2 separate regions of the Mus musculus genome follow, and region 2 is linked to region 1. A link is a loop called in an ENCODE intact Hi-C map of the cell type or tissue named here. Cell type or tissue: heart. All regions are shown on one strand. Each heading gives the region's core, and the rest is flanking DNA. Links, peaks and the distances in the headings are about the cores only.

Region 1 (5,376 bases), core at 107-5,106:
GATGGCCTTTTAAAGCTCTCCTGTTAAAATTTAAGGGCAGTGAGAGGGTTAAAAAGGTTGGGCTAAGTAGTAAGATCTGGGTTTGGACTCTTTTTTTTTTTTTTTGGTTTTTCGAGACAGGGTTTCTCTGTGTAGCTCTGGCTGTCCTGGAACTCACTTTGTAGACCAGGCTGGCCTCGAACTCAGAAATCTGCCTGCCTCTGCCTCCCGAGTGCTGGGATTAAAGGCGTGCATCACCCTGGACTTTTATTTAATAGCTGGGTGGCCTTTGGAAAATTGCTTTTCTCTCTGGTCCTCAAAGTGCTCAAGTATAAATCAAGGACATAATGGCCCCTTTTCATTCAGGTTGTGGGTGGGATTCAGTAATGCAATTCAAAGAACAGGGTCTGGTTTCAGGAAATGCTCCATAAATGTCAGCCATTCTTTTTATATATGGTAAAAGAGAAAGGGTCCCTATTTCGTACTTGGTACTGGAAGAAGTTTGGGGGTATTGGCTATGCCATGAAGTTCTCTGTGGGAAGTTATGGTTGGAGCAGTTTAAATGTAATGCAACCCCTTAATTCTTTTTTTTTTTTTTCCTTTTTACTATCAAGTCTTAAAATTGAAGCCAGTAGGAGAAAGTAGCTGTTAGCTAGTGTCTAATCGGTCTCAAAGGACAGCAAGCATGGTTTGCACTTTCTTTACAAGTCTGTTCACATTGTTTAACAACCATCGGCAGGCACCACTGCCAGGCAGAGGAGGGGCTGAGAGGGGGCTCCTAGCCCAGCTTCTTGACACCTAACAATTTGCAATTGGAAGCTACCTAAGTCTTCAGCTTCTCAGTCTACTGCACTTCCTACCTGTGGGGCCATACAAAAGCCACAATAAATGAGAAAGCCAGAATTTCAACAAGGATTTGTTTGAGTCAAACCAGGGAGGGCATAAGCTACCAGGGACCAAAAGAAGATAGTTCCCTTTCTCGATCAGAGAGATGAGAGAGAGAGAGAGAGAGAGAGAGAGAGAGAGAGAGAGAGAGAGAGAGAGAGAACACCAAGTTATCTTCCCATAAGACTCAGTGTTTTCTTTTCTTTCCTAAAGGCACACTCTGTTTTCCAGCAGAAGGTAGGAAGCCAGTCCTGAGAGAATTCCTTTTCCTCACCCTTTTAAATCTTGAGGAAGAGCTGCCAAGTGTATAAATTCCTCCTTTGATGAGAAGATAAAGCAGAACAATGCTGTAGAGCTGAGCAGATTCCTAAGGGACATTCTTCTGGGGTGTGTAAGCTTGCGTGGAGGTGGGGCTAGTAGACAGCTAGGGGCTGGGAGGGAGGGTGGTACAGCCAGAAGTTGCTCCTAGACTTCTCCCTAGAATAGCCTTTCCTTTTGCTTTCAGCTAGTGCTGGAGACTAAACCTACTTAGGTGCACTACCACTGAGCTAGGTTTGTTTGTTTGTTTTTGGAGACAGGTCCTGAACTGCTGAGCTTTAGAGTAATCTCCTGTCTTAGCTTCAGCTTGGACTACAGGAAGATGCCACATTCTCATATTCCCTTCCCTGCCCTCCTTCCCTGCCCCCTTCTCCCGCTTCCCCTTAAAGCAGAACTTCATCCAGCCTCTAGAAGTGCAAGCGTGTTTATTTAAACCAAAAGGATCAGAGGTCTCTCCTCCCTTACTAAAGGAAAGGGGGAAATGCTGGGAATACACTTCGAAATCCCAAAACCCAAGCAGACTCTGCCAGTTTACGTTGCCATTCCTCTCCTCCGACAGTTACCGACAGTCGTCTTTTGCAATCTGTAAAACGGGAATAATTCTCCCATCTGCTTCACAGTTTTGAATCAGACAACAGAGCGCTAAACTCTTTACAAGCCCAATTGCAGTCCGCGCTCACGAGAAAGGTATGATTACTATGGGGCCTGGGTGTGATGTCTGGCCGAGCGCTGTTATTACCGGGCTAACCTTGCCCACCTGGCCGCGGCGGGGCTGTCAGCAAACACCAAGGCGAGAACGCCGCACGCACGCATCCAGCCCTTTCCAGGGCCCACACGACGAGCTAATGCAAACTTCGAAGCACCTGAACGTCCGCGAGAGCTCGCCGACCGCTGGAGGGAATGAAAGATTTCGTCTTGACTGTTCTTTTCTGTCTTCCAAACCAAGCTAATCTCTGGGCGGCCTGGGGCCAAAACCTCAAACCAGGCAACCGCAAGCCAGAGATCAGAGGCGCGCGGTGCTGGGACAGGGCCCGGGAACAAAGGGCGCTTCGGAGCTCGAGGCCGGCCAGGAGGAGTCCCGGGGTAGCCTCCCCGAGAGGCCCCCGGCCGGCCGCGCCTAAGACACCCATTCCCCGGGGCAACCACACTCCATCCCGCAACCTCCCCGCTGCTGCCTTTCAGGCTCCGCCTGCGCCCCGCCCGCCATCTCAGGTAGGCCATCCGCGTCGGCCAATCGCAAGGCGCTCAAGTACGGGGGCGGTGCTTGCACCATCGGAAGTGACGTGCAGAGCTCGGCTGGCCGCGGAGTCAGTCGAAGCTCTCCTCAGCGGCCGGCTGAGCCAGCTGAGGCGGGAGAAAAACATGGCTCGGACCTTGGAGGGCGCGAAGGCTCGGGTTGCGGTGAAGACCAAGACTCCCGCAGCGTGAGGTGAGGGGCTGCCGGTGCGTGCGGAGCGGGACCTGGCTCTGCGCAGCCGCCGAGGGACTCAGAGGGGAGGGACCCGGCCGCCGTGCCCCTTGGTCACTCCATCCTCTCTGACTCCTTCCTCGGGGCCCCGTCCCCCACCCGACGGTCGCCAGCGCCCCGCGCCAGGCCCCTTTGTCGCGGGCCGCCGGACGCTGCTGTCCCTCGGGGGGCGGGGGAGGGGAAGCCACCCCACGGTCCCCCGGGACAGCGAGGGAGCCGCGGTGGCGGTCCCAGGCTCCTGTCCCGACTGTTCTGGAGAGTGGCTGTTGAACTTCTGCTATGGCCTCTTCCTTCTCCTCTCCCAGCTCGGTTTTTAGAGCCTCGGGTGGTTCTTTTTCTTCTGAGACCCTTCACCTCGTTACCTTAAAACAAAAATCCAGAAACTGCTTGCTTTGGGAACGCAATGATATTTGTGTATATTTAGTGCATCATCTTTCTGCTAGGGCATTAAAGTAAGAATATTTAACTCTTCCTGCGTGACTGAGGAACAAGGAATAATTGAAGAGGAGGGGAGTGTATACGGTAGTTCTTTCACCGTGTTGTCCTGATAGAAGGTGAAGTCCTAATTAGTATATTTTTATTTTAGCCAGTGGGTGTTTGAATTCAGTGACACGAAGGAAGCATCCCTGTTTGAACAAGATTACTTCTTAAAAAGTATCCCTAAATCTTTCCAGGTAGGTGTCAGGAAGAATACTGCCTTCGGGGCGGGGGGCGGGGGGGGGGGGAGATCACTGAATGTGGTACATCTCAAGCCAAGGACAGAAAATAAAAGGCTATTCTTAGGGGGTTGGTGAAGTAGTGTTCGGGAAGAGAGGCTGCGCAGAGGTCCTGGAACACTGGTTCCAGGGAAGACTTTGTACTCTTGCCTCCCTGATGGTTCTTTCTCCACGAGAAACTGTTAAGTAGCTCTGCTGTAATTGGAGTTGGTTATTCAAGGTTACAGACCACGCTGAAGTGCCTTGGTTGAAATTTTCAAGTTTTTGAAACTGCCTGCAAGTTTGGCATTCAGTGTTTTGAATACTGAAAAGCATTGTAACTGAGAGAGAGATATTTGTTAACTCAAACTTAGTTTCAAAGTGATTTTTAACATAGATACATAATAAATACAGCACCTCCACAGATTCCCATGGGTGCTGGCGGAATTCATATTGAAAGCAGTTTGTCTTGTAAAAACCTCCGTTGTCTTGGGCATGGTGGTGCACCCTATAATTGCAATGCTTGTCTGCACTGCAGAGCTCTGGTAGGAGAGTCACATTTAAGGTCCGCCTAGTCTACCTAGTGAGACACTGTCTCTAAAAATGATAATAATAATAAAGGAAGCAAAGCTGGGTTATGATTGGTGTGCATGTTGCTTGCAGTCTAACTTGCAAACATTATACTTTAGTGGTCTCAATCTTTTTTCATTTTTATAGAGCATAAAGGTTGACTTGTTTGCTTTCAGGATTTTAGAAACAACTTTCTGTAATTAGCTGTGTAAGTGTATAATTCTTTGTTGCATCTATTTAGAGCTCCAAATTTTCCATTCAGTTTTATGTTGCTATGTACATTTCTGTGCCCAAGAGTAAATCTGGCATATTGTTTGGAATGTAATAAGTTCGGCACATTCAGTGCATTTCTACCTAAAGACAGGCTGTTTCTAAGAGCTCAGAGTTTGCCTCACAGCATCACATCAACCCTTCAGATCAGGAGAGGTACAAAGCACTTTCTTAAATGCTTTAACCACATACCTGTAGAGATGAGCCTGAGCTACAGAAGACTAGCTCCAAAAACAAAAAGCAAAACAGCAAAAGTTCTGTGAGCTGGGGGTATAGCTAAGGAAACTTGTCTAACCACAGGTTTGATTCTCAGTACTTTCAGAATGAAGTTGTAACTTACCTTGCTTTATTTAATAAGACAACTTAATCTGTTTTACTAATTGATCATATTTCCAAGACAGGCAAATACTGAAGATATTTTAGTGTGCTAAATTTACAGAATTTGATGATTTGTTTAATCTGGACACACACACCCTACCCTCCCAGTACTAGGGATTAAACCTAGGGCCTAAGCAAGGACTCTACCACTGAGCCATATCCCCTTTAGTTTGGTGGTTTCATTTGATAGTTGTAACTGAGTTGGGCTATAAACCAACCCTGAGAAACTGGAGGGAGGAGGAAAAGAGAGAAAGAAAACAAAGTAGAAATTGTTCAATCCACCTAGGAAGACAGGTTAGCCAGTTGGTTATAAAGACAGTGGTGGATTCATAGTTCCAAAGAAGGCTGTGATCTCCTGGGTTGAGAGCTAAAGAAATGAGCAGGTCTGATGAGAAAGATCATGCCCAAAATGAGGCTTACAGAATGAGTTCTTTCTATTAACAAGGGCAACATGGGTAAAGGTGATAAGATCCTAAGCTTTCTTGCAAGTGGTAAGGTAATTGAGAAAAGTGCCTAAAAGCTCTGATATTTATTCGATAGTATTTATATACAATATTCTTTTAGCAGGAATCATGGTCACACTTGGAAATTCTGCTCTCAATAGGTGTATTCCACAATGTTCATAGGACTATGGTTGAAGCTAAAAGAAACCTCTTGATTTTTCTTGCTTATGTGGGAGCCACAATTTTGTTTGTTTGTTTGCTTTTGTTGTTGTTATTTTGAGACAGGGTCCCTCTGTATATCTCTGGTTATCCTGGAACTCACTACATATATTAGACTGGCCTGGATCTGTCTCTGTCTCCAAGTGCTGAG
Region 2 (5,376 bases), core at 262-5,261, 71 kb after region 1:
TTTGTTAAAATCTTTAAGGCATAGCATTTTGGGGCCAATTTTAATTTACTTTAAAATAACTAATATAAACTGAAAAGTGTAAAATTAATATTTTACTGAAATATGTTCATGGTGGCTTAAAACGTTCAATAAAAAAGTCTAGTGGAGAGTTAAAAAATTCCACTTGAATTGAGCTTCAATTAAATTCAATTGAATTGAAATGATAGAGTGTTTGTTGTTGTTTTGTTTTCAAATAGGGTCTCTCTGTAGTCCTGGCAGTTCTGGAATTTGCTATGTAGCCTTGAACTCTGTAGCTGAAAGTGGTGTTGTTAAGTCATGAAAAATAAGTGTTTACTGAGCCCCATCTACAAGTAGAGTTTTCAGTACTGGAAATCCAGTAACAAATGAGAACAATGCCTTTCTAGAGCGTTTGTTTAAATGGCTATTCCTGCCTGTTTCTTTTTGTCTGTCTCGCTATACTGCTCAGGCTGCTCTCATCTTCAGAGACTGAGTGATCCTTTCACTGCAGCCTTTTAAGTAGTAGGGTTACAGGTGCGTTCCAAAATGCCCAGCTGAAAACATGGCAAACAAATTGTGTTGCTTTTTTTAAACTTGTATTTTCCTTTGTTCATTGGAGTTCCATATAGGAGGACCCACATAGTAGGAGAGAACCAACTCCCACAGGTTGTCTGTCCTTTATCCTCCATACACACCCTTTCATGGACTTAGATACACTCTAAATAAATGAAATGAAAAAAAAATGTTTTTTTCATTTGACACAGGGTAGCCCCAGCTGTCCAAAAACTCTCTCTATAGACCAGGCTGGCCTCAAACTCAGAGATCCACATGCCTCTGCCTCCCAAGGTCTGGGATTAAAGGCGGGGGCAACCACTGCCCTGTATAACTTTAAGTTATAGATATAGGTGGGCATGGCATGCAGCCCTTTGGTCCTAGTACTTGGAAGGTGGAGACAGAGGAATGCAAAGTCTCCAAGACCAACCACCACCCTACCTATTCACACCCAGAAAAAGCTGTGGATAGGAGTAGAATGATTAGCATGTAAACCTAGAAGTAAGTTAGAGTAGAAGAATGCCGTTTTATTGAGTCCAAGGTTCTTAGAAGATTGTCTTATTGTGTCAGTATGAACAGCAGTTTGGAACTAAGTTATTGGTGTTTAGTGAAAAGAATGCAGCAATACCTGTGAAGATTGGCTGAATTCCTGGGTCTGTATATTGTTAAATAAAGCTTAGCTGAATATTACTGTGGTGTAGCAAAGGAAAGTAGCATCAGCATCTCCACTACTGCTAAGGAAGAGACCAAAGAAACTGAGCAAACCTCAACAAAAGACAGGGATGTGATAGAAGTGACACCAAGGGAAGAGAATGTTGGTACTTCGTGAGTTTTAACTAGAAATGGATAAGCACATAGTCTGTTATCATTTGCCTGCCCTCTTAGCACAATACCTGAAACAGCTTATATTCTATGGGGATCATTATAGTCCCAGCATTCCCAGCCCCAGGCTGACACTTGGGGTATATGCTTCCCACGCTACTTTTTTTGTTACACCATTCCTCTGTTTCTGTAGAATCTTCAAAGGTTAAATTTCACGTGGATTTCAAAAAACAAAAGGTGACCATTTTGTCACTTGGGAAAAATTGCTAATGTACTTGTGTTAGATAGTTATTACCAACCTAGAAATCAAATTAAGCTTTCTTTTCTCAGTTATGAAAAATACTACTTGATATGTTCCCTGTCTCACAATGGGAAGGATCTTTTTAAGCCTATTCAGTCAAAGAAGGTTGGCACGTACAAGAATTTCTTCTATCTTATTAAATGGGATGAACTGTAAGTGGAATTTTTTACTTTTATAATTATTTCACTGTACCCTAGTCTGTAATTTTTCCAATGTATACATTATTATGATAGCCATTGAAATTCAGTAAATTCTTACTGATATCTTGACATCTTTTACACAAAATACTATGACAAATTGTAATTAACATTAAAATGTAATTAACATTAAAAATTTTGAAGTATTCCTTTAAATCTCTGTTTTAAAATTGCAATAGTGTAGTGTTACTTTGTAGACTTTGTCATGTCAAAGATAAAAATTTATATAGAACTCTAGAACTTGTATTTTATAAACTACTTGCTTAAGTTCTTATTATAGAGCACTATACAAGAATCCAGCTCTTAAAAACCAAGCTGAATCTTAAATCTATGTACTTGATAATATTCTGGAATGTTAATTTTTTAAATACTCTTTTTTTTAAACTAAGAGAACTTGTCATATTTAAGTAAATAGCTAGTTGCAGAAGTAAGGTCTAATTTTATTTTGCCTAATTATCAAACTGCCTAACTTTAAGTTCTTAGACATTTTTACAGAAAGAATTGTTACATTTTTGAAGTTTTATACTGATAATGAAATTTAAGATGTAACTTTACAAGTTAGCCATACTTGCTACTTAGCTAAAAGTTACTCAGAACTAAAGATTGTTTTATAAGTGAAATAAAACACCTAAAATTTGTCTTCATTAAGTGATTACTAATCTTTACTTTTAATCTTTTTTTTTTTCTTAACACCAACAAAATTTTTTCTCTGCCCCACAGAATCATTTTTCCTATCCAGATATCGCAGTTGCCATTAGAATCAGTTCTTCATCTTACTCTGTTTGGAGTTTTAAATCAGAGCAGTGGAAGTTCCCCTGATTCTAATAAACAGAGAAAGGGGCCAGAAGCTCTGGGCAAAGTTTCTTTAACTCTATTTGATTTTAAACGGTGAGTGTTAACTGAATTGTGATGGTGAGTTCTCTGATACTCTGTACATCAAAAACAGGCTGGAGGCCAGGTTGGAAGCAGTGACAGGCATAAGCTTTGAGCTAGAGAAAGTAGTCTCTCTGCTGTAGTCTCAGAGTTAGCTGGTGAATATGCAAAGGATGGCTTGTCACTCACTGATCCAGGAGAAAAGCGGTAGCCAAACACTGTCATTTCTGTAAAGTATATTATGACACAATGCAATGGCTGTATCAGTTCTTGATTCTAAAATCTATTTTTTATAATTCTCACCTTTCTCCATTTTCAGAGATAGAACAATATTAAACAGTTCTAACTCACTAACAAGTCCTTAGTGTTATGAGCCCTTGATCTAAGAGTTCTAAAGATCTTTCCTGGGGATAGTAACCTCATATGTGCATGTGGAGTTTCAAGTACAACCATGATTGCCATTCATTACCTTATATCTGAGGCACAGGGTCTCAGACTGACTAGCCAATGAGCTCCAGGAACCCACCACTATGTCCACTTCCCTCATCGCTGAGATTGCAAATATACCTGGCATCCTTGGCTTCTTAATATGAGCTCTGGAGATCAGGCTCGGATCATGCTTGTAGAGAAAGCATTTACCAACTGAACCGTCTCCTCGGCCCTGAAATTGTTTATTTTTTGGGAAATACAAAACAATTTATAGATGAAATATGTAATGAAGATTTGGAATTCTCCTCCAGAAATGGAGTCATAAGTGATTGTGTACTACCTAATATGGGTCGTAGGAACTAAGGTCATTTATAAGAGCAGCAAGTACTCTAAACCACTGAGCCATCTCTCTATCCTTTATTCATACATGCATACGCAAAAAATTTAAATATTAATCTTGGAAAAAAGAACTTTAATTTATCAAAGTATATAACTTAATTGTTTTAAATAGTTGCTAGTTCGAGAATAAGGATCAATGTATGTTTTGAGTCCCACTGCCCTTTTTTTTTTTAACATTCAGTTATAGTGTATGTGTGTGGGTGAGTCAGAAGGTAGTTTGCAGAAGTTAGTTCTTTTCTTCCACAGTGTAGGTTTGGAATTGATTACAAGAGCTAAGACATCTTACCAATCCCACTTCCTGTTTTTAATAAATATATTTTGTTATATCATACAACATACTCATTTATATATCATTCTTAAGTACTTTATATTACTATAGCCAAATGAAGACGTTGCAACAGAGACTGTTATAGCTGAGATTATAAATATGTGCTACCATGTCCAGCCTTTTAAACTGTATTTATTCATTTAAATTTACTTTATGTATGTGAACATTTTGCCTGCAAGGATGTCTGTATACCATGTACATACATGCATAGTAACCACAGAGATCAGAAGTCTGATTCCCTAGAATTAGAGTTACAGGCAGCTGTGAGCCACTGTGTGGATGCTGGGAATCAAACCTGGTTATTCTTCAAGAGTAACAAATGCTCTTAACCACTGAGGTAACTCTCTAGCCCCTAATTTTCATTTTTTATTGTTTTTAGGCACGAAATCACTATGTAGCCCACGTTATACCAAACTTAAGGTTCTGTCCCTTGAAAAAGAAAGACAGGGTTATGTTTGGTGGTGGACCCATAAGGTGTCGGGGAAGGGGGTGCCTTTGTTGGCCCACACTAAGGCATCCCTTCCCCCTGGGGTAGCAGCCACACTATGGCATAGTATAGAATAGAGTTTATTTAGGACAGGGGGAGGGGAGTTGAGGGGGTAGTAGAGACAGAGACAGACAGACAGACAGAGAGACAGAGAGAGAAAACGATTAGAGGCTGGCCTGGGCACGTGGAGAGAGGGGAGAGGGGGGAAGGGAGAAGAGACTGAGGGGAAAGGGGGTAAGAGAGCAAGAGAAGAGATGACACCACTTCCGCCACAGCTTGCCATTGCTCCCTTTCCACCTCTGTTCCATTATCACTTTATCTATTTGTGTGTGTGTGTGGTGAGAGCACAACTCAGAGCTCAGAGTACAGTTTTCTCTTTCAAACATGGGTTCAGGGAGTGGACCCAGGCTCTCAGGTTTCTCTGAAACTTCTCTGAATATTGAGATTACAAATATGTAGGCTCCTAAATATTTATTGTCTAGCCTTTTAGAGAAAAAAAAATGTACTGAGGAGTGCTAAATATAGTTTGCTTCAAGTAAGTTGTGTTTCAGTGGTACAAAGCACTTACTGATTCTCTTGGCTTTTTATTCTAATGGTAAAAATCAGGATGCAGTTCTGTAATCCAGGTCGTGACCTTGAAGTCCTGGTCTCTAGGGGAAACTTGGACACTTCCTGTTTACATAGTGGTATTAGACAACAGTGGCCGTCCTTATCCCTTCTCTGCTCTCTTCTCAATGCCATTCTTTCCAAGATGCATTTTTATTCTCCCTTTTTCTGTTCCCACCCCAACTTTAATATTTTATCTAACTTCTCAGTAGTGTAGTAGCTGACTCCTTCCAATGTATTCTTTAAAACTGTACTGTTTTACCAACATTCCAAGTTGATTATCATGTTTTGTGGGTTTGAAATTTTTTTTATTAATTTTTTTAATTAATTTATTTATTTATTTATTATATGTAAGTACACTGTAGCTGTCCTCAGAAGAGGGAGT

The links. A loop is a pair of places that touch in the nucleus more often than their neighbours do. Peaks named below come from ENCODE experiments on the same cell type or tissue, not always from the same donor. Only the 100,000 strongest peaks of a DNase experiment are listed, where the experiment ranks them.
Region 2: a loop joins it to region 1, with 2.0 times the contacts of the local background. A loop is called at or near these places in 1 of 42 quality-filtered maps.

Annotation. Positions count from the first base shown.
Region 1 is chr7:116,440,539-116,445,914 of GRCm38, reverse strand. It overlaps Pik3c2a (phosphatidylinositol-4-phosphate 3-kinase catalytic subunit type 2 alpha), which reads left to right and starts at 2,457. Exons shown (of 33, transcript NM_011083.2): 1 at 2,457-2,611. In heart, for the core only: no CTCF peak of the experiment used is centred there; DNase peaks (open chromatin) are centred at 1,274 and 2,414; H3K4me3 peaks cover 3,512 bases; H3K27ac peaks cover 2,992 bases.
Region 2 is chr7:116,370,176-116,375,551 of GRCm38, reverse strand. Pik3c2a (phosphatidylinositol-4-phosphate 3-kinase catalytic subunit type 2 alpha) reads left to right here. Exons shown (of 33, transcript NM_011083.2): 12 at 1,702-1,824; 13 at 2,590-2,757. Among named protein-coding and RNA genes, the nearest start is that of Rps13, 39 kb to the right of the region's middle. In heart, for the core only: no CTCF peak of the experiment used is centred there; no DNase peak of the experiment used is centred there.